3 separate regions of the Homo sapiens genome follow, and regions 1 and 3 are each linked to region 2. The links are chromatin loops, found by intact Hi-C in ENCODE. Cell type or tissue: heart right ventricle. All regions are shown on one strand.

Region 1 (8,000 bases), 150 kb before region 2:
CTTTTCTACTTAGTTTTTCTAATTCCATATCCTACATCACAATGTGAAGAAAAGGCCATTAATAATAAACATGAAATTGGTATAGTAAAAGCTGCTTGTATGGAAGGGACAGAGAAGATTATAATGCAGGATGAAAATGGGTACACATGTAACCGCCCGAGGGGTTCTTCCTGCCCACTGCATAAAGAGAGACCAGGGCACTGCCGTAGAGAAAGAGTTTAATAGACACGAGGCTGGCCACACCACGTGGGAGATGTTCATACACAAATCGTCTCATTCAAAGCTCATAGGTCAGCGGTTTCCAAAGGCAGTTTGGGGGAAGGGATGGGAGGGCAGGTAACAGGTGCTTGCTGCTGATTGATTGGGGTGGAGATGAAATTATAGGGGTTTGAAGCTGTCTTCAAGCAGATGAGTTACTTCTGGGTGAGGCTACAGGAGAGAGGTTGGCACTAAGGTGGAGGCATTGGGTTTAGGTGGAACCATGGGTGTCAGACACGCATGCAAAAAACTGGGAAAGATATCTCCAAAGGCCGATCTACAATAGTGGTGTTATCTGCAGGAATAACTGGGGAAGTTGCATGTCTTATAACCTTGGCAATAGTGGCTGACAATCGTTTATGTCTGCGCCTTAGCTGGACTCAGGCTGTTCTTGTCCCCCCAGCCTGATGGCTTCCCATTAGCTTTACAAAAGTGGTTGAGTTTGGGGCAAGTCCTATTATCATTTAAACTATAGCCTGAATGTGTTCCAAAGGTAGCTTTGCCCAATAGCCCAGGAGTAATTAAGGAAAAGATAAGATGGGGAGTGAGTTAGCTTGGCTTACTATTAATATTATAATTCTCGGCCGGGCGTGGTGGCTCACACCTGTAATCCCAACACTTTGGGAGGCTGAGGTGGGCAGATCAGGAGGTCAGGAGATCGAGACCATCCTGGCTAACACGGTGAAACTCCATCTCTACTAAAAAATAAAAAAGCACAAAAAATTAGCCCAGCGTTCTGACGCGCACCTGTAATCCCAGCTACTTGGGAGGATGAGGCAAGAGAATTGCTTGAACCTGGGAGGCAGAGGTTGCAGTGAGACGACATCATGCCCCTACACTCCAGCCTGGACGACAGAGTGAGACTCAGTCTCAAAAAAAAAAAAAAAAATTACAATTCTCTCACTGATATAATCTTTGCAAAGGCAGTTTTACATAGAGGGGAAATATAGCTTATTTCATCATAATTCAACCAATAATATTTAGTACCTCCTATGTGCTCAACACTAGGGCTGGCTATTTAGTTGTTCAATAAGCCCGTAAGCCCCATAATAAGCTCTCTGAACAGAACATTATACTTATGTTTTATTTCTGATTGTATTTCATAGTTATTTCTGATTGTATTTCATAGTGTTATTGCATGATTGTATTTCATAGTTAAAGGGTATTACAGGAGGGGGTGGTGGCTCATGCCTGTAACCCCAGCACTTTTGGAGGCTGAGGCCAGTGGATCACTTGAGCCCAGGAGTTTCGAGACAACTCAGGAGCCTGGGCAACATGGTAAAACCCCAACTCTACTAAAAAAAAATATATATATATACAAAAAAATTAGCCGGGCATGGTGGTGCACACCTGTAATCCCAGCTACTTGGGAGACTGAGGCAGGAAAATCGCTGGAACCAAGGAGGCAGAGGTTGCAGTGAGCCAAGACCACACCACTGCACTCCAGCGTGGGCAACGGAGCGAGACTTGGTCTCAAAAAAAGTGGGGGGGTGGTCTTGCATATATTTACCACAAATTGAACAGTAGCTAAGTGAAAAACAAATACAGAAGTCCTCCTTATCCTCAGTTTCACTTTCCACAGTTTCAGTTACCCATGCTCAACCAAGGTCTGAAAATATCAAGTGGAAAATTCCAGAAATACATAATTCATAAATGTTAACTCGCATGCTGTTTCTGAGCGGCACGATGAAATCCTGAGCAGTCTCACTCGAATCATTTCTTTGTCCAGTGTTTCTGTTGCGCTGTGTCCATTATCCACCGGTTAATTGCTGAGCAGTCATCTCGCCCACCAGATTCGCTGCGTGGAATCTCAGTGCTTAGGTTCAAGTCACCCTTATTTTACCTAATAATGGTCCAAAAGCGCAAGAGCAGTGATGCTGACAGTTCTGATTTGCCAAAGAGAAGATGTAAAGTGATTCCTTTAAGTGAAAAGGTGGAAGTTCTCAACTTGAAAAGGAAAGAAAAAATATTGTATGCTGAGGTTACTGGGATCGACAATAAAAATGAATCTTCTATCCGTGAAATTGGGAAGAAGGAAAAAAAAGTGTGCTTGTTTTGCTGTCACATATCACCTTTATCATAGGTCTGTATATTTAGGAAAAGCATAGGATATATAGGGTTTATTACTATCCTCAGTTTCAGACATCCATCGTGAGTCTTGGAACATTTTGCCTTAGGATAAGTGGAGGGCTGCTGTAACTTAAGTGTATGTTTATGTAATTTTTTATTTATTTATTTTTTTTGAGACAGAGTCTCCCTGTGCCGCCCAGGCTGGAGTGCAGTGGCGCGATCTTGGCTCACTGCAAGCTCCGCCTCCCGGGTTCACACCATTCTCCTGCCTCAGCCTCCCGAGTAGCTGGGACTACAGGCGCCCGCCACCACGCCCGGCTAATTGTGTTGTATTTTTTAGTAGAGACAGGGTTTCACCATGTTAGCCAGGATGGTCTCGATCTCCCGACCTCGTCATCCGCCCGCCTCGGCCTCCCAAAGTGCTGGGATTACAGGCTTGAGCCACCGCGCCTGGCCTATGTAATGTATTTTTAATAATGGCTGTATGTAAAGCCAGTTCACAGAATTTCTGAAAGTTTAACAACCATCCATTGCAAGCTGGCAGCAGCCACTCCAAAGAACAATCCCTTAACTCTTTTTCCTTCTTCAAGAGGTCTTACTTTAACCCTCCCAGAACACGGTGATATTGACAATGTCTTCATGGTTTCACCATAATAAGTTGTGGTGGAAACAGTCAAACCAAGGTCCATCGGATTCTGCAACCATGCTATGCCCACCTCAGTACATTACCTACCCAAAAGCAGTAACTTTGTGAGATCTGTCCTGAGACTGCAAAGCCAATGAGTCTCTGGGCAAATGGTGCTAATTACACGTTATGACCACCAGGTGGAGAGCATGCCTGGCTTCTCCAAGAGAAAACTGGAGATGGGAAAGACTTTGAACAACTGTTTGGGTCCTCTTGTTTGACAGAGAACTTTTCCTAGCATTTTAGAATATTTGTGTACTTCATTAGGGAGGTAAATTCCCGTTTTCCCTCTAATTTTTCATACTATAATAATAGTAGTAACTGCAGCTGTGCATTAAGAACCATGCCTTGAAGTGCATCAATTCATTTATTCCACACATGAATTTCCATGAAGTATAAATAAGCACTCCTTACTTCTCCAGATGGGGAAATTCATTCACTCCTCAATCCATTTGTTTATTTCATAAACATTCATTAAGCACGTGCCATGATCCTGCCCATAGTATGAACAGGATCAAGATTCAATCTTAACAAATTCAGTTCCAAAGCTCACCCTCCTTTAAATATCACAAATACTTGATTTATTATTGCTTTATTAAATAAGGCCCCCAAATTTTAAGAAGCTTTCTGGAATTTATCTGAATTACCATCAAAGCTGTATAATGGTAGACAAGTTACTTTGCTTGTTCAATCCAGTTTTTTTCACCTGCAAAGTTCCTTAAGTTCACCTTAACCTCTTACTTTGAAGGATTTTGGTTAGCTAAGCAATGATTAAGTGAAGCTCATGGTATCAGCACTTGCCAGTCGGCATATTTGATGCGGCTGAAATCCCCGTGGATTTTTGTAACTATTGCCGATATTATACTACACAAAAATCTTAAAAGGGAGGGAGGAATACTAAGTGAGGCTAGAAAAAATAATCCTACATTATAATGAAGACACAGGACACATGGACAGTGTATCATAAAGATTCACCCTGAGTAACACAAAAGACCCTGAGTGGCCAAGGCAATCTTGAGTAAAAGGAACAAGGCTGGAGCCATCACACTTCCTGATTTCAAATTACATGACAGGGCTGTCGTGGTCAGTGGTACACCAAACATGCACACAAGTAAGGCAGAGTGCAGAGCCCAGAAATAAATGCATGCATTGATTAAACTAATTTTTGATGAAGGCATCAGGAATACACAATGGAGACAAGATGGTCTCTTCAAATAGTGGAGAGACTAGATATTAATGTGCAGAAGAACAGGGCAGGACCTGTTCCTCTGCACAGGGCAGGACCACGTTCCTCACACCATGCAAGGAAATCAATTTGGGGTGGATTAAATCAACTTGGGGTATACCCAAAACTACAGAACTCCTAGAAGAAAACATAGGGAAAAGATCCTTGGCATTGTATCTTGCCAATGACTTTTTGGGTATGAGACCAAAAGGACAGGCAGCAAAAGCACAAATAAACAAGTAGGGCTACATCAAACTAAAAAGCTTCTCCACAGCAAAGGAAAGAATCAACGGAGTAGAAAGGCAAACTACAAAATGGGAGAAAATATTTGCAAACTATATACCTGATAAGGGTTAATGTTCAATATAGACAAGGAACTGATACAACTGAAGAGCTAAAAAATGAGTGACCTTATTGGAAGATGTCCAAAGGATCTGGGTGGACATTTCTCCAGGGAGGAAATACAGGTAGCCAACACATATATAGGAAGTGGTTCTCAGCATCACTGGTCATGAAGGAAATGCAACTCAGAGCCACAGTGAAATATCACCTCACACCTCTTAGGATGACTATTACTTAAAAAACACACACAAAAAACAAAAGATGGCAAGTGTTGGCAAGAATATGGAGAAAAGCGATCCCTTGCACACAGTTGGTGAGAATGTAAATTGGTACAGCCATTATTGAAAACAGAATGGAGTTTCCTCTAAAAAATTAAAAATAGACATACCTTATGGTTCACGAATCCAACTTTTGAGTATATACCCAAAGAATTGAAAACAGGATCTTGAAGAGCTCTCAGCACTCTGTTCATGGCAGCATTATTCACAGTAGCCAAGATATGGAAACAGCATAAGGGTCCATAGACAGATGAATGGATCAAAAAATTGTGGTATATACACACAATGGAGTATTTTTCAGCCTTAAGGGGAAGGAAATTTTTCCATTTATGACAATACTGATGGACTTGGAGGGCATTATGTTGGGCCAAAACAAGTCAGACGCAGAAAAATGATGCTGTAGAATCTCACTTACTTGTGGAACCTAACACAGTCAAACTCATAGAAGCAAAGAGTAGAATGGTGGCTGCCAGGAGCAAGGAGGAGGGAGACATAGGAAGGTGATGCTTAAAGGGGACAAAGTTTCAGTTATGGTGCACAAATAAATTCTGGAGACCCACTCTACCACATAGTGCCTACAGCTGATGACACTGTACTGTGTACTTAAAGTTTGCTAAGAGGATAGATATTATGCTAAGTGTTCTTACCAAAAAAAGAAAATAAAATAAAGTAACAATAACAAAAAGGGCAGGAGTCAACTTTGGTAAGTGACAGATATGTTTATGGCCTTGACGGTGGTGTTGATTTCATGGATATGTACTTATCCCCAAATTCAATCTTAATGTGTACAGTAAATATGTAAAGCTCTTCTATGTCAGTGATACCTTAATGAGGTGGTTTAAAAAAGATTCACCACAGTTAAGGCAAAGTTTTTGCGCCATTGTACAAGACCCCATGTGATCTGGGCACTCTCCCACCTCTGCCATCACCTATCTGGGCTTACCTCCTCCTCGTGCTCATCCCACCTGCTATAATTCAAGTGTCCCTTCCAAATCTCATGTTGAAACTTTGTCCCCAATATAGCAGTATTGACAGGTGAGGCATAAAGGGGTAATTGGATCATGAGTGCTCTGCCCTCATGGATGAATTAGTCCATTAATGGATTAATGGGTTAATGGGTTAATAGATGAATGGATTGTCATGGAAGGGGAACTGGTGGCTTTATAAGAAAAGACACCTGAGCCAGCATACTCAGTCGCCTTACCATCTGATCCCCTGCACTGCCTCAGGACTCTGCAGTAAGTCCCCTTCAGCAAGAAGGCTCTCACCAGATGCATCCCCTAAACCTTGGTTTTCTTAGCCTCCACAACTGAAAGAAATAAATTCCTTTTGCATATAAATCATCACCTAGTTTCCATTATTCTGTCTTAAGCAACAAAAAAAAACAGACTAACACAGAAAATTGGTGTCAAGAAGTGGAGTGTTGCTGATAATGAATACCTGAAAATGTGGAAAGCAGCTTTGGAACTGAGTAATGGGCAAAAGTAGAAGAATTTGTAGGAGCAGGATAGAAAATGTTTAAATTCTGGCGAAAGCTTAGAAGACAAGAAGGCTAAGTAAAGTTTGGAACTTCTTAGTGATTAGATAGGTGGTTGTGACAAGAATGCTGATAGAAATATAGACAGTAAAGGCCATTCTGATGAGGTTTGAGGTAGAACTGAGGAGCAAGATATTGAAAACTGGAATAAAGACCATTCTTGTTATAAATTGGCAAAGAACTTGAATGAATTGTCTCTATGCCTGAGGGTTTTGAGGAAGGCCAAACTTGAGAGTGATAAACTAGGATATCTAGCAGAAGAAAATTCTAAGCAAAATATAGAAGGAGCTGCAGGGTTATTTTGGCAACTTACATTGATATTTCAGAGCAGAGAAATAATTTACAGAATTTTTAATTAAAAGAGAAGTAGAGTGGATAAATTTGGAAAACTCAGCCTGGCCACATAGAGAAAAAGTCTTCAGAGGAGAAAACCAAGGGTATATCCCAGTGACCATTTGCTAAAGAGATTAACAGGGATAGAAGTGGGCTAGATGCTATCCCTCAAGACAATGGAGGAAGGACCCCAAAGGTGTTTCACAGATCTTGAGGCTGCCCTCTTATCACAGGCCTAGAGTTCTAGGATGGAAGAAAGGTTTCAGGGGATAGGACTGGGGCGCTGTCTACCAGCTCACTGCCCACAGCTACCCTGGGACTCTGCTTCCTACACTGCAGCACAGCACTTCATGGCTGCCCGGCTCAAGCAACCCCAGTTGAGGCCCTTGTACTGAAGCTCTGCAAGGTACAAGTTTTAAACCTTGGCAGTATCTGTGTGGTGCTAATTCTGCAGGCTTGCAGAAAGCAAGAGCTGTGGAGGCTCAGCAACCTCCAACCAGATTTCAAAAGACGTCAAAGGCCTGAGGACCCAATCAGAGACTTGTCACAGGAGTGGAGACATGCAAAAAGCCCCCACTAAAGCTATACAAAGCAGATATGTGGTGTTGAAGCTAATGGAGTCCCCACCAGGGCAATGCCTAATGGAGCCATAGGAGCAAGGCCACTGCAGAAAATCCCCACTATGGTAATGGGAGTGAGCCTGCCACCAAGACCCTTGAGCTGTACAGCTACTGGTGTGCATTGCCAACCTGGGAGAGCTGGGTGGACTAAGCACAACCAAGCTATAGGGGTGGGGTGTCCCGAGGCCTTGGAGGCCCTAACTCTTGCTCCAGTGTGCACAGAATGCCAGACGTGGAATCAAAAAAAAATTATTCTGGAACCTTAGGACCCAAATTCTTCTTTCTTGGGTTTCAGTCTTGGGTGGGGCCTGTTATCCCTTTCTTCTTGCCTCTTTCTCCCTTTTAGAATAGGAATGTGTACCTTATGCTTGCCCCACAATTGCATCTTGGAAGTAGATAATTTGTTTTGATTTCACAGGCTCACAGAGGAGACTCTGAACTTTGGACTTTTGAGTTGGTAGTGGAATGAGTTAAGAATTTGGGGCTACAAGGAGGAATGAATATATTTGTATGTGAGGACATGCATTTCGGTGAACCAGGGGTGGAATGCTGGTTTGAATGTCCCCTCCAAAACTCATGCTGAAACTTCATCCCCAGTGTGGCAGTATTGAGAGGTGAGACCTTTAAGAGGTGATTGTATGATGAGGACTCT
Region 2 (8,000 bases):
GTGAGCCATGTGGTTTTTTTCAGGAGCCAGACTGGCAAATGAAATGGAGATGTAACGGGGAACAGCAACCTTATCTCCTTAAAATCTTTGAGCTCAGCACTCCAATGACACTCCTTGCCATTCCACCCTACATAATATATTGATGTATATTTACTGTCTTGGCCTGGAGGTTGGGTAACTTCAGAGGGTTCCACGTAGCTGTTCTGATTACATAGGTGTACTCCACAGTTCAAGGACTTAGTGTGAGTGTTCTGCCAGTTACTAGGTATATCCATCCTGATCAATGCACTCAGGGATCAGGAAAATCAACACAGGTGAGTCCATGAACACACTGACGCCCTGTGAAATGGATTTAGGCCAGGACTCTGTTTGCCACCTGGCCTCTATTTACCTCCTCCAATCTAAGAAGGAAGCATGAAGGCATATTAGCCCTCATGGTTTTAGCATCCTCTTAGTCCCTATATCCAACTGCCCTTGAAAGATATGGGTATTTCCCTTCCCCCATTGTACAGATATGTTGATAAAAGGCTGTAAGTTCCTATGAGGAAGGACTGGGAAATTAACTAGTGAATATACTTGATGTCCTATTGCAGGGTCTTTCCTCAAGGAGATTCAGGCTTCTGTTGAATCAATGGCTCTGTTCTGGAAATTAAGAATCATGGTTTTTCACTGGGAAGGCTGATGTCAGTCTGAGTATTAGTGAATCTATTAGTACTTTTTGTTGGCTGTCCATTGACCTTGCCCCTAACAACTTGGCGGTGTGTTAACTATCACTATAGATTCCTACAGGTGAGGCCTCCTGGTTGTGATTCTGTCCTTGTTGCCTATTTCTACATGTGTCCACCTTGCCTCTGACAGTTTAAGCTGCCACCAGGCCCTCCTACTCCTAAAACCTATCCTTCTTCTTAACACTAAGCTGCCTGGTGCTAGAACAGCCTCCTGGACTGTCTGTCAATCTTGGCCACGGGGCATATCTGAGTTCCCTAGAAAATTACTTAACTATGTGCTTCTCAAAGTGAGAATAAATCAAGTAAGAATAGAACAAAGGCAGGATGAGGGAAATCCCTAGGTGTGGTGAAGGGTCGAAGCCCTGGAAGACATCTGTAATGCGCTCATCCCCATGCTTGCATCAGGGAGGGCAAGCCACTTTTCCCAATCCTTAGCATATCTTGAACTAAACTCACTTAAGTCCTATTTTCTACCACCACATTGGACTGACACTCTCTGAAAAGCTTGGAATTTTCCCCACAACCGACTTTAATTCTGAACTCTCTCAAGCAATTTAGACATTCTGGCCTGAACTGTCAGCTGTCACCTCTTGAGCCTCATTGTTTGAGAAGCAAGGCACATGGCTGTGCTCAGTAAGAAATGCATCTGGCAATTTTGCAACATACCACACCTACTGGATGTAGTCAAGGTAGGGCTGGCTGCAAGATAAACACAGGATGTTCAGTTAAATCTGAATTTCAGATCAACTACTTTTTCTAGTATGTTCTAAATAAGTACATTCTAAATATTGCATGGGACATGGTCTATCAAAGGAAAACTCCATTCTTTATCTGAAGTTCAGACTTACCTGAGCATCTACTTTTTTTTTTTTTTTTTTTTTTTTTTTTTTTTTTTTTTGGAGATGGAGTCTTACTCTGTTGCCCAGGCTGGAGTGCAGTGGCGCAATCTCTGCTCACTGCAACCTCTGCCTCCTGGGTTCAAGCGATTCTCCTGCCTCAGCCTCATGAGTAACTGGGATTACAGGCACACACCACCACGCCTGGCTAATTTTTGTATTTTTAGTAGAGACGGAGTTTCACCATGTTGGTCAGGCTGGTTTCAAACTCCTGACCTCGTGATCCACCCACCTTGGCCTCCCAAAGTTCTGGGATTATAGGCATGAGCCACCACGCCCAGCCGAGCATCTGTATTTTTATTTGCTAACTCTAGAAACCCAAACTGGGAGTGGCTTCAGTACACACAGTTTTGAGGCAACATTGAAGCAAACAAATAACATTGAAGCAAACGGTTTTGTCAGAGGCATTTAAACCAGAGCAACTCCATCTTAAATAGGAGCTGGGTAAAATAAGGCTGAGACCTACTGGCTGCATTCCAGATGGATAAGGTTGAGGCATTCTAAGTCACGGGATAAGATAGGAGGTTGTCACAAGATACAGGTCATAAAGACCTCGCTGATAGAACAGCTTGCAGTAAAGAAGCCGGCCAAAACCCGCCAAAACCCGCCAAAACCCACCAAAACCAAAATGGCAACAAGAGTGACCTCTGCTCATCCCTAGGTGTGGTGAAGGGTCGAAGCCCTGGAAGACATCTGTAATGCGCTCACCCCCATGCTTGCATCAGGGAGGGCAAGCCACTTTTCCCAATCCTTAGCATATCTTGAACTAAACTCACTTAAGTCCTATTTTCTACCACCACATTGGACTGACACTCTCTGAAAAGCTTGGAATTTTCTGCTCATCCTCACTGCTACACTGTGTGTTGCCAGATTCTGTACAAATTTGGTATACAGCTTAACAAGCAAAGAACTGTAATAATACAGTTATAGCTCCTCACCCCCGCCATCCCCAAAAGAAGATAGGTTTGGTTTTCTATGGTTCATATAACCCCTAAGCAGTGGAAATGTGGGACGAGATCCCATGCATTTACATTCTAGTCATGTTAGGGTTCCCGAGAGAAACAGGACCAATAGAATATAGATAGATGGATGCTAGATATATGAATACATATACAGAAAGATGAGAGATTGACTCACAATTGTAGAGACCAAGAAGTCCCATGATCTGCCATCTGCAGCCTGGAGCCCTAGGAAAGCCAGTGGTGATTCAGCCTGGGTTCAAAAGCCTAAGAACCAAAGGAGCCACTAAGCAAAGAAGGTGGATATCCCAGTACAAGAAGAGAGCAAATTTGCTTTTCTTCTTTTTGTTCTATTCAAGCTCTCACGAAATTCGATAATGCCAACCCACATTGGTGAGGATGATCTTTATTCAGTCTGCTGGTTCAAATGCTAATCTCTTCCAGAAAGATCTTACAAGTAACATCCAACTGGCCACCTGGGCATCTCTTAGCCGTAGCAATTAACCATCACGCTAGTTCTGTCATTCATTGGCCACATGACCTTGAATACACTTAGCCCCTCTCTGTGCCTGTTTCCTCATCTATAAAATGAGAATACTAAAAGTTCCCACCTCATGGAGTTGATATAAAAATTAAATGAGTTAACACATGTAACACACAGAGCCACACCTGGTGCATAAAGTCTCATTGAAAGGTAGTTGTTACTGTTGTTGATCTGTGTTTACACTCTGCTGAAGTTGAAAAATCTCATCACCTGACTCCTTTCACTTCCTTGCTTCAAATCTATTTGGGAGAATGGGGCTAATGTGGAGTTTATTCCAAAGGTGCTAGTGAATTTTTAATCAACTTCCTTTATTTCTTCCCAGTCTGAGTTTCAAAAGCAGCAGCTAATATTTGTTAAGTACTAACAGGTACTGTCCTAAAAACAAGACATAGCTCATTTCACTAAATCTCCCAACAATCTAAGAGGTTTCCACCATTATTATCCCAATGTTATACATGCCGGGACTTCGCCTCGGCACCCAGCTAGGAAGTGGGCATGCTCAGGGTTGCCTCCAGGCCAGTGTTTCCCCCAGGGCTGCTAACTATGATCCTACTATTAGTTCTCCTCATACCATCCCTTCTTTTCACCATGAGGCTTATTCAAATCCCACCTGACCTGTAAAGTTGAGCTCTACCCTTTCATATAAGTCAGAGTGGCCTCTGCAAGGCTATTTTGACCTTTTTGTTTTTATATTCTGCGTCTTTTCACTTGGAAAGTGAGGTCAAAGGGACAAGAAATAAAGCAAGCAAACTTTTGTTATTTTGAAGGAAACACCTTCCTCCTGGAAATCTAATACCTCCTATTTCCCAGATCTGTGCAGCAGATGGCAGTGTTCAATTAGTCAAAATAAAGTTCTAGCCTATGGACTTGCTGTTTAGTTCTAAATTGCTCCATGACCCCTCAGTGCTTCCTGGTGGTACTTTATAAACTGTCAGCTATTTTAAATAGTATCACTGTATTATCAAAGTCACCCAGAGTGCCAGGGGAGATGTGAATTAACTTCACAGTAGTGACAGGAAACTCAAAGTCGAGTGCAATATTGAAAGTCGCAGAAGCAGTAAGTGGCTGACCCAGAACCCAGGTCTTCTGGGTTCAGTGTTAGCACATCACACCTCTGTGAATTAAAGGAGTTTTAAAGATGATGGGGATGTTTATTTCAATCTTCCTCCTACATGAGAAACTCTTGTCCACTGGGCCACGCCCCTGTCCAGCCTTCCGCCCTACCTCCCATTATATGTTCTATGTTGCTATACTATCTCAAAACAACTATTCTAAAGCTAGTTTAATGACATTAGGTGTATTCAAGCAGAAAATATAAAGGAGGGAGAAATTAAGTCCTGTGATATCAGTCTCTCTAGGCATTAACCCAACAGGGTTATTTTTTGAGAGCTTTTATGAAATCAATTCTATTTATCTATTGGTAATTTACCAATATCCTTTTGCACTTTTAAGTGGTTGCTCTAGGAGTGACACTATCTGTGCTTAACTTTTTACAATCTACTTAGAGTTGATATTTAGGCCCATTACAAAATATGTAGAAATCTTGTAAATATGTATTCATTTATCTACCACTATCTTTTTTGATATATTTATTATGTGTATAATATCAATATACATTATAAACCTCATAGGACAATAATAATTTTTGCTTTAAAGAGTATTGTGTATCTTAAAGGAAGAGGAAAAGGTCTTTACCATTTAGTTGTCAATTAAGAATAACAATCTAATTACCCATATACTTACCATTTCCAATGATGCCATTCCTTCCTGAAGATTCAAGTTTTCCTCTGGTATTCTTTCCCTTCAACCTGAAGAAACTACGCTGGCATTTCTTATAGTATGGGGATGCTGACAACAAATTCTCAGTTCTCTTTTATCTGGTAATGTCCTTATTTCATCTGGAAGGACAATTTTGCTAGATATGGAATTCTGGATTGACAGTTGTTTTTTCAACACTTTAAAACACTGTTTACTTCTCTTTTGGCCCCCATAGTTTCTGATTAGAAGTTGGTAGTAGTTTTAATTATTGCTCCCTATATATTGCATGTTTTTCTCTGTATGATTACATCTATCCTTGGCGTTCCCCAGTCTAAGATGTGCCTTGCCATGATTTTCATGTGTTTATCCTATTTAGGGTTTGCTGAGCTTCTTAGATCTGTACAGTTATATCTTTCCCTAAATTTGAAAATGTTTCTGTTGTCATTTCTTCAAATATTTTTACCTGCAATTCTCTGTTCTTTCTCTTTAGAATTCCTGTTACCTAGATATTAGCTTTTTCAATATTGTTCCACAAGTTCCCGAGGCTCTTCATTTTTCCAATATTTTTCCCTGTTCTTCAGGTTCGATAAATTCTATCATTCTATCCTAGAAGCTATCAACTCCTATTGCTTACAGGAGTTTTCTTTTTCTCTGGAAGCTTTACCAGGTCTTCAATTCTATGGAAAAGTCTTGACCCCTTGACCCATCATGGGCCCAGGCCATTATGCTGCTGTCAGGAGCTATTTCCAAAGACCTCATTGACTCATATCAGGAGAAAACCAAACCAAGTACCAAATTAATACATAGCAGAAGCTATTCACAAACTTAAAGATGACCTACAAGTTCATTCTCAAGGAGATCACAGTCATGACTGCAGCAGTTTCCCAATTACAGAGCCTCTCAAGTGCCTTATTTCCACTGGGCAGTGAAAAAGAAAACCTTGAGTTCACATAATCTAGTATACTTGCCACCTCTTCATTTAAATGGTCTCTTTACTTAGCTCAGTTGCTGCTTTGATAACTCAGTGAATTCTCACTCTTACAGAGTTTGACCTCTTCAAGTTCTCCAAAAGAGAATCTGAAGACTCCAATGAAATGTCCATAAGATCCTGGTGATGGGGATGGGAGACACAAGATCTTTGCACCCTCCATGGTCTTGCTCTGGATTCTCCCTTTACAACAGACTAGTAGGACTGGGCTGCTCTCTGGACTCAGAAGAGTGATTCATCCAGTTTAGATTTTGGGGAGAATATATGGTTCCAGAAATTTTCTGTTTGAAGGCCCCTGTAACTAATGGCATTCCACTTCTCATTGAGCCTCTGTCAGCGCACTTTCTAAGCATTTTAGTGCCCCATTATGGCCAAGCATTCTCTCAAGCTCACCCATTTCCTACCTTTAGCCATCACTTAGCATTATATGAGAAGTAGGTGCATGTGATGTTTCTTCTAGTGTTTATAGCCTATGCTAGAAGTCTTATGGAGGTGAGTCACTTCTAGTGGTCCTCCTTTTAGGTCCCTGATCAATCTGGCCCAGTTATTCTCCACTGCCCTTGAGTCCATGTATATTCTTACTTCAGGCCACTTATGTCTTTAACCAGGTATATCACCCAATTCTCTGCTCCACTGTTTTTCAGGCCACCTCTGAGCAGGGGTCTCAGGGCTGCAGAAGTCTATTTGTAATTGGTACCCACATACCAAGCCAAATTATCCAAAGGGTGAGTTTTTTTTTCCTCTATTAGCTGGTTACAGGGAATCCCTCCCCACCCCAGTCCCCAGAGAGCTGTATGAGCTACTCTATAGACTATTAAAAGGAATTATACTGGAAGGAGAACTCCTGACACTGCCTCATCAGCAAACTGTGGTTGCTAGTCCACATTCTCCAGAGTCAGTATGAAATGTGGCCTATCAAAGTCTTGTGAGCCTGGATGTAAGAGAATCTAAACAAGACCCCTAGAGATCATGGCAGGCTACATGGTCATTTCAAGTACCACGATGCCATGTACCATGCTCAGTTTCTACTAGCATGTGGGCCTAGAGCAACTCATGCATTGGCATAAAAGGCAAGCACTGGGGATGGGTTCAGGTACTGTTAGTTTGCATCTGCATGCCTTCAAATAAAACTAAAGCAACAACCAGAACAACAACAACAAAAAAAAAAACCACAGGTGAGGTAGAGCAGATCTGAAGTGGCTAAGTAGTTTCTGGTCCATAGGATTACCAAAGTTAGAACTCAGGGATTGGGTTAAATAACATTAAATAAGGCTGAGAGAAATAGTGAGCTAGAAGATGGAGCTGAAGAAATTGCAGTGTAAAGACAGATCAAAACAGGAGAGAGACTTTGGGAAACATGGAAGACTGAGTAAGAGTGTCTTTAAATGTCTATTTGGAGTTAAACAGCTTAAAACACAGGGCAAAGGCAATACTATTTGAGACTGAAGAGATAATTACCAAAAATTCTCAAAACTAAAAAAAAAACAAAACACCAATCCAGACTTGTGAAGCTTAACCAAATCCCAAGCCAAATAATAAAATAGAAGTTAGCGGGCTGGGCGCAGTGGCTCATGCCTGCAATCCCAGCACTTTGGGAGGCCAAGGTGGGTGGATCATGAGGTCAGGAGTTCGAGACCAGCCTGACCAACGTGGTGAAACCCCATCTCTACTAAAAATACAAAAATCAGCTGGGCATGGTGGTGTGCACCTGTAATCCTAGCTACTCAGGAGGCTGAGGCAGGAGAATCGCTTGAACTTGGGAGGCAGAGGTTGCAGTGAGCCGAGATCATGCCACTGCACTCCAGCCTGGGCAACAGAGCAAGACTGTGTCTCAAAAAACAAAAAACAGAAAAACAAAAAAAACAAAAAAAAAACAAAAAACAACAACAAAAGGAAATTAGCTACCAAGACACATCCTAATGAAACTGTAAAGACAAAGGCATGATCTTGAAAGCAGCCACAGAGTAAATCATTCTTACTTAGGAAATATAAGTTGACAGTGAGTAACAACAACAATGAAAGCTACAAAGCAGTAAAATTGTATCTTAAAAGTGATGAGGAAAATTTATAATACAGTCATGCATCATATCATGAAAATTCAGTTAATGATGGACTGCATTTACAATA
Region 3 (8,000 bases), 250 kb after region 2:
CCAATTATTTCATTCTCAGATCGCTGTAGAAAGTCAAACAACCCACTTGGCTCCTCCAGTATGGAAGTAGGCAGAAGTCCCCTGGGTTTGCTAGTACACATTGGTGTTAGACTGGTTGTTATAAACTTAGTTGTGTAAAGTCCAAGGTCCACCTGGTCTTCCCAAGAGGACACGTGTGTCACCGTGTGACTTTTCACATTGCACAATTGGTGTCTTAAGCCTATACCATGAACCACCTAGAACACATTACAGAATTCGTCCATTCACATTGTGTGCCAATCTAAAAACTTAAAGACAGAAATTTAAATATAGATCAAGGAGATACTTTGTAATGAGGTCAGCACAGAAGGTTTAAGGGAGAGGGTCCACTGGCTGGAGTACAGGAATGCCTTTTTTGTATGCTCTGGACCCTCTCCACCAGGCTCAGCAAGACTGACAAGTCTTACGTCCCAGTCTGACTTCAGCCCCATCCTGCCTCCTTTCTCTCTTCATGGGTTTTAATCTGAATATTTTATACAAACTTAGTGTTGGCTTAAAGTGTCCTTCCCCAAGCGCTCAACTACCCCACCACAAACCACCCACGGAAGTAGTCTCAGCCTGGTTCAAAGGAGCGAACAGTCAGGCTTGCAAGAGCCTCTTCCGTAGCCTGCCTCAGTTTACCAGCAGTTTCAAGAGACAGTTTGCTGCCAGGAAACAACCTATGACAAGCACAATGCACTCCAGTTGCAGTACCTACTTTAAACCAACAACTGTTCTCTGATGCTTCTCCCTTATTACCCACAATGACCCCGGATAGTGAGTTTAGAAGGCATTTACTTCCCAAACGTAGGTCCAAAGCAGACCTAGACAGTGTAGCTCCAGATACTTCCAGAGGACCCAACTACACTGCCAGGTCATGTTTGGCTCCTTTTGCCGGAAGGTGAGCAGGAACTGCTGCTACACTGGGCCATTTCTTGGTGCCCCCAATGCCTGATGGGTCAGGAGTAGCTAGGCCATTACAGCAAACATTGCCTGATAAGGACAGGCCAGCAGGGGCTCAGACATTAGGTGGTTGTTTGGTCACCTTTGAAACAAGCAACTTTGACAAGTATTGGCCAAGTGTGAGGGACTCTGAGGACTGACATTAGGAAAACAGATAATCTTATGGTCCTTCCAGACCAACTGCAGCTGCAGTTTAGGATTTGAAAATCATAGCTGCCCATCAACTGACAACCATGCCAACCTGTCAGCCATTTCATCAGACTTGCTGTCCAGCTGCGGAGTGTGGTTACCCAAGGGCTCCAAGCTCTTTGCTGTTATTCTTGGGATGGCCCCAAGCCAAACTGAGTCGAGCCATTTCTACCTCATGTGGAATTCCTGAGTGAATCCTGCTCTCGTGCTCCCTACTGGACTGGCAGGACTGGCTGATTCACATTATGATCTGACAGCTTCCCTCTTCATTCTAGGTCTTTTGCATTTCTAGTTCTCTCAGCATCTACTTCCTGGACAACTGAACAACAAAGCCACCATTAAGCATCAGTAGCAGTAAATGTAACATGGTGCAAGGAGGCGGAGAGAAAGATTTGGGACCGCCGCCTCTGTAGCCCAGCTAGAAATTTTCATCTCCTGGTGAGAGGTAAGCACACTGGCACAAGGATGGGGAAGACACACTGACAGAATGTAGCCTCACTTTCTTGTGCTGAGCACAGGTCCTGTGCACACCTGTCCATCCACTTCTGAGTCAGTAGGCTCCTTTTTCCAAGTTTGAGTCTCGGACAGTGAGTCTGGTTTCCCAAGGAGTAAGAGCAAGAGGCAGAAAGCCAACTTGTGTCTCCACACGTCAGAGAAGCAGCTCAGAATTCTTTAAACAAGTAGGATAACTTTGCTATGTGTAGGTATTGTCACTAGGCCACACACATGAGCATGTGGTGATTAGCAGTCAAGCCCAACAACCCTGTGGGCCTGTCAGCCTCAGTCAGGATCTGAACACAAGATCTCTGAAGATAATCCCAATGAAGAAAGATGGGGAAGAGGAAGTGGAAAACCAAAGCATAAGTTTATGAAGAATCAACTAAGAATATTTCAGTCATTTAATACTTCAGTCATTTGCAGAGAACCCTTACCCCGATTTTACAACCAAAAAAAAAGTGGCCAGCGAAGTCTCTTGTCCTACGTAACAAACAACTGGTTTCAAAACAAGAGCCATACTACCACCTAGAGGCACATACGATCTACACTGCCAAGAAACCATGATCCCTCTGCCCAAGTCACCTATTTTTAATCCAGAAAAAACAGGTGGAATCTCCCACTGATGACACCGAGCAGAACTCTCGTGCCCAGGAAGTTCTACTGGGTGGAGCTGGCCACTCTTCTGTAGTAATACAGGGGAATCCCAGCAAATAAGATGGCCCAAATAACTGTAGCCCCATGGGTTAAAGAGGATACCAAGCTGGGATTTGGGATATTCAGGTGACAGAGTGGCCTTTCTAGATGTAATGTTTCCTTATCCTTCTGCATGTCAGTATTCTCAAGCCTGAGATGCAAGAAAGCCAGCATGCAAGGCCCTTCCCTCTTGCACTGTGTTCATGGTGTGCAGGTAAAGAGGCAGCAGGAGCAACAAAAGGGCTTCTCTCACCATTTCAAGGACAGCAGAATGGGGATGTCATCCCTAGCAGCCTCAATTACCAGCAGAAGCTAGTCTTTCAGGAACAGGTTCTAATGTATGAGTCACAAGGATTGAGGGAAACAGGTACCTTCACTTCAGTTCCAGCATCATGGCCAGTGTTTCCCAAGTAATGGAGAGTTCTTATGCTCTCAACTGTGGCATATACCTTTTGCAATAGTGATCTCATCTCCACAAGTGCCCCCTGGGCAAGATATGCAGCAGCAAGCAGCTGCAGAGCAACCCAGGTCTCAAGTCCAGCAGCTTTGGGATGAGAAGTCTGCAAAAGTGTTTACTCCTGGGGCCAGGAATGCAATTCTATGAAATGGTGCTGGGCTTCTGGGAGCACTATCCCACAGGTCATCCCACAGCCATCCACATGAAGCTGGAGAAAAAGGACTCTGCAGAGCTTGCATGTAACAATGCTGACCTCAGGAAGACTGTGAGCTACTGATCTCTTCTGATAGGGCAGTGATGTCCCAAGAAGGCTCAGCTAGAGCACACGGCACAACACAAGCACCAAAGCAACAAGAACAACTCCCAAGTGTCAGCCATTACCAAATCCCAAGTAATCTGTGCTTCAGAAGACAGAGGTTCTGGCACAGTCCTTGCCTCAGACATTGTCTCCTCCTCAGCAGATATAACTAATACAAGAATATGAAGGACCCCACTGCTCAGCCTTTGTATGAAGGCGTCTCTAAGGCAGCTACTACAAAGTCATCTCCACGGACCAGGACAGCAGCCATATATCCTTTCAGAGAAAGCCCCACCAGACCTTGATGGAAGGGCACCCCAACATCTGCCTGGCCTGCATACACTTAGGGCATAGTCACCTGACGCTTCTCCATTGAAAATAGGAGATGTCAAGGGAGATGCAGCCCCAGCTGTTGCCCTGTCAAGAGCCCCAGGAGGCCTCTGTGCTGGAGCAGGTGTGCAACCCCCACCACCTTTGCTGAGAGCTGCCTGGGACTAGTGTTTTGAACGAGTCACCTGTGGACATGGACCCACAGAATCTGAGGGGACCCACAGAATCTGAGGGGACCCACAAAGGAGCAGCTGAATGGCATGGTTGACCTGAGTTTTTGAAAAAAGCCCCAACTTTGAGACAATTTTCATGATTTTGGGCTTTAGGATGTGGAATCATTTCTCAAAGTATTGTGGAGAGTTCTGTCGTTTCGAGCAGGTCCTGCTAGTGCTGCCATACATAGCTCATCAGGCCAGCCTACATAACTAGGAAACACCGCTCACACAGCAGTGCCAGCCTTCTAGGTGAGCAACACTTCCTGAAGGGCAGAGTTGCCTAGGAGGTGCTTTTATGTAAAAGCATGTCCATCATGGTTTGTGTTCTTTCCACTTTACTTGACAATAGTTAATGTAGTTACGAAATGTTATAATTTAAGCAATACAGTTACCAAGTAAAAACGGTCTTTTATTCTTGTTCTCAGTCCTGAAGACTATAAACTCTTTGTATAAATTATGTTGTAAGGAGTTTAAGTCTGTTGGATGTTTTTCAAGTTTACATTCTAACCAATGTCATGTGATACTAGTCTACAGAACAAAGCAGGCTTTGTACGTATTTCCACGGCAAAAAATAGTTCATAAGCCAAGCTGATTGTGTTCATGTTTTCCGTGAAAATTACTGCAAACAAACTTGGTACCTGGGATCACGTGATTGTAACATGGGATGCTCGCCTAACACTGAGAACATTTGCCTGCTTAGCACGGTGCCCGGCCTGGTGGGTGGGGGTGGGGGTGGGGGTGGGGGTGGGGGTGGGGGTGGGGTGCGCAGAGCAGCCTCTAAGCACTGAGCTCAGACTCCTGCCAGGCAGGAGAACCTGGGCTCTCCTGCTCATCCATGGCTGCCTCCCCAGGCAGGAATTGTCCACATTTCAGAAGCCATTTGTTCAGGGGGATGGCATTAGTTCACACAGGATCCAGACGAATCTAATGAAAATGATAAGAGTAACAAGAACTCCTCCCCCAGTGTATTCCTCAAATCCGTCCAGGAGTTCCAAGAGCCATCAGCTTGTTTCCATTCTGGCCCTTGGCTGAGGGTCCTTAAGCACCACCTGGTGGCCATGAGGCATCACAACAGACAATGAAATGGTAAGTTCTTAGGAACTTAGCATTCTGACATCACCCCACCCAACAAAGATCATGTGCCCTAGCAACAATGGAACTTTATTATTTAGAAGTCACCCCTTCTCCTAGGAAAGGAAAAAGATATATCACCCATGCTCAAAGAAAATGAGCCAAACTTGAGTTTAGGAGATGGCAGCCACACACAGCAGGCTGTCTTGTAAGGGGCACAGCAGCAACCCCAGGCCACAGAGGGCAGAGCCTCCAGGACCCATCACTGGAGATGACTGCCTGGGCAGACTCACTTCACCGTTAGAGAAGTGTGGCCTTCCCTGGTGGCTCTAGGTTCACAGTACACAGAATTACCTGCTTTGAGGCAACGCTTCTCTTACCAAGTAGTGACTTAAGAAACAAGATGTATGTAATACTAGTGCCTGGGAAGGAAAAACCACCAAGTATGGAAGAGATCAGTTATGACAGCAGACAGCCTCTTTCACAAAGTACACTGAAGGATTCCCGGGTCACTGCCTAGGATGGCTCCTCCGGCTGCATTCCAAGGTAAAGTATTCCCATCAGATCCCTTTATCCCTAGAGTCCTCAAGGCCACCTCCAGGAACCCAAGGCTTCTAGTCCTTTTCCCAGGAAGCCAGGCTGGCTCCTTTGTCTACAAGCATGATCACAGCAGCCCCAGGAGCCATTTCTAGAACAGGTCAAGTGCTGACTGCCAGTGATCAGACACTGTACCTGAAAGCTGAACCCCCCTCTTCCTGTCATGGAGTTTGCTTCTTCCCTGGTCTCCCCCCTGCATCGACTTTCATCCAATGCACCTGCTGCTGGCTCAGTCCTCCTGGGGCCACATGTAGCTCCTAAGGATTAAGACATATCAAACTCCAAGTTGGAAATGCTAAGAAACAGTTGTCCAGATCAGGCTCCCCTTGTCATGCAACAACAGGATAGAGTGGTTTCTGTAGTTCAGTCCCCTTCCTTTAGGGATTAGAAATAAAAGATGGGAAATGAGGCAGAGCAGCATTCACTTTCCATTCCAAGGTGTCTTGACAAGCAGAGATGGTCTTGTTGGAAAGCCCATAAGCTCTTCAGTTGGGAGAAAGCCGACAGTTAATGTTTTCTGAGAATGACTTTCATTGTATTTAAGACACTAAAACGTACTCAATAACAGCATAGTCAAGTAACAAGCGAGTTCAGGTGATGACTCCTATCTACTTCCACCTGGAACAGATGAGACATTTGTCTAATAGAAAACATCACATCTTCTATAGTCTTCATTGCACATTTAAGTCAAAGGATTTTGTACAAGTTTAGTCTTTCCTCACAATTCACCATGCAAGTTCAGAAAAGCAGAACTGATGTGTCAAAGGATGTTAGGAAAACCCTGGTTGGCCCGTAAGTTGCTTTTGTAGTCCCACCCAGCCAACCATCCTTAAGAGGGGAATCACACAGCCCAGCCTCAGCACAATCAGCACTCCACTGCAGAATTCTAGGGATCAGGCTGGAGCCCAGCGGCGGGCACTGGAAGAAAGTTAGAGTCCTACGGGCCCCGCCCCCACCCCACCCATGACTGCTTCTCCCTCTGGGAGGGCAAGAGATTCAGCCCCTTCTTCAGTCTCCCTGCCAACAGATTCATCTCCCCTGGGCTCTGCAGCATGAAGACTGTCAGCCCATTCTCTCCAGTCCAAAGGCTGCTCTTGAGGGATCATTCTACAGGAGCAGATTCCCATCAGAAGGGATTTCATCCTAGGGAATGCACTAAACACCAAATCCTTGGAGATGCTCTGGTCCTCCAGGAAGTACGTGCCCAGAAGTGATGTCCCCAGAAGTGATGAGGGCACCCTATAGTCCTAGGGAGGAAGGGGTAGATGAGCAGGCCATAGGAACCTTCCCTTTTCCGCAGGGCCACTTCTTATGGGCCCACTCTGCCTTCAGATGAGCACATGGAGCTTCTAATTCCCAGGGTGGCCCAGGGAAAGCAGACCTGTTTTTAGAAGGCTCCTAAGTTTAGGACATCCTGCCTCTATTAGCAGCTGCCCACAATGACTATCAAGTTATCTTGGTCAGAAATACTTCAATGGCTTCCACAGCCCTTTCTGGGTCCTCTTCTCACCAGGGAAGATAAAGCTTGGGACCACTATCCAAAACCTCCCAGTTTCCCCCGAAACATTGCCACCCAGGGAGGTTAGGATGTCAAGGACAGGGTTTCATCTGCGAAGATTATGGAATATGCCCCTCCTTCCCGATAACTAAGCAAGGAAGGTACGCCTTCAGCAGCTAGTCCATCATGCCTCCCAAAAAGTGGGAGGAAAGCACTCAAGCCTAACTTCTGAAAGGTGGGATGAAAAACTATTCTGTTGGTTCTGAACAGTCAGTTCCCTCTGAGGATGTCTGGATGAGGGAGAAGCGGAGGGGAGTGGTCAGACCTCAGCAGACCACTTTCATGTTCCAGGCCCCAGAACACCACGAGGAAGAGGGGAGAAAAGCTCTTGATGCTAAGTCCTCTTTCAACCCCAGCAGATGAAGGAACAAAGGAGATGGAGGAGGAGCACCACTCACTGAATCCTGCCAGTGAGGGACAGAACAATCCGACATTCCTCAGTCATTTAAGACACTAAAGCAGCGTGTTATGTACCACAAAATCCAAGTCTAAATCTAGAACAGCCTGTGGGACTGAAGCCTCCATCTCCAGTTCCTTAGTGAGCTTATTCTTAAGTGCATACAAAAGCCTCACTTTCCTCCACTGCATGTGCAATGTGCTACTCAATTCATCTCAAAACCCTTCAGGCCATTGAAGGGTATTTTGTATATCCCCCCTACCTTCCAGTCACTCCTGTGGAGAACAGAGTAGCCAAGGGGTCATGAAGCAGCATCCTCTGCTCAGAAGCCTGCAGGGGGAAAGCTCACTGCTACATGATTGAGATCTCACCAGTGCTTCATGCTGAGCCACAGGTCAAGACAAAATGTGTTATGCCACATTGTTCATCTGTAGGAGAAAACATGGATGTTTGTTCGTAGGAATGAGCTGTTCCTTAGGACAGACATGACAAGGCATACCAGCCTTCATTCTATCTCCGCTAAATGGGGTTTTCCTGCTCTTTGAAGAAAGCCCCCCTAGTTCTTAGAGATGACCAGTTGATAGCATTCTGATACCTGAAGTCAAGCAGTTGTCAGGGTAGCCCTTATGGTACTTGATCAGGAGCCAGGATAAAACAGCTAGAGCATCCAGGCACTCTCGTGTTAATGTAAAGGCCCATTCAGTTTAAGAGGAATG

Evidence for each region. A loop is a pair of places that touch in the nucleus more often than their neighbours do. Peaks named below come from ENCODE experiments on the same cell type or tissue, not always from the same donor. Only the 100,000 strongest peaks of a DNase experiment are listed, where the experiment ranks them.
Region 1: it touches region 2 in a loop (5-fold over the local background); 18 of 110 quality-filtered maps call a loop at or near these places.
Region 3: a loop joins it to region 2, with 6 times the contacts of the local background. A loop is called at or near these places in 97 of 110 quality-filtered maps.

The regions. Positions count from the first base shown.
Region 1 is chr4:10,544,996-10,552,995 of GRCh38, reverse strand. The region is part of intron 8 of CLNK (cytokine dependent hematopoietic cell linker); the gene reads left to right. Among named protein-coding and RNA genes, the nearest start is that of ZNF518B, 92 kb to the right of the region's middle. In heart right ventricle, CTCF peaks have their summits at 2,951 and 3,154 (motif pointing right); a DNase peak (open chromatin) is centred at 3,132; H3K27me3 peaks cover 948 bases.
Region 2 is chr4:10,399,896-10,407,895 of GRCh38, reverse strand. It overlaps LOC107986260 (a long non-coding RNA gene), which reads right to left and starts at 4,004. Exons shown (of 3, transcript XR_001741594.2): 1 at 2,762-4,004. In heart right ventricle, a CTCF peak has its summit at 3,942 (motif pointing right); no DNase peak of the experiment used is centred here.
Region 3 is chr4:10,154,661-10,162,660 of GRCh38, reverse strand. No RefSeq gene overlaps it. Among named protein-coding and RNA genes, the nearest start is that of WDR1, 42 kb to the right of the region's middle. In heart right ventricle, CTCF peaks have their summits at 2,198 (motif pointing left) and 4,716 (motif pointing left); a DNase peak (open chromatin) is centred at 4,700.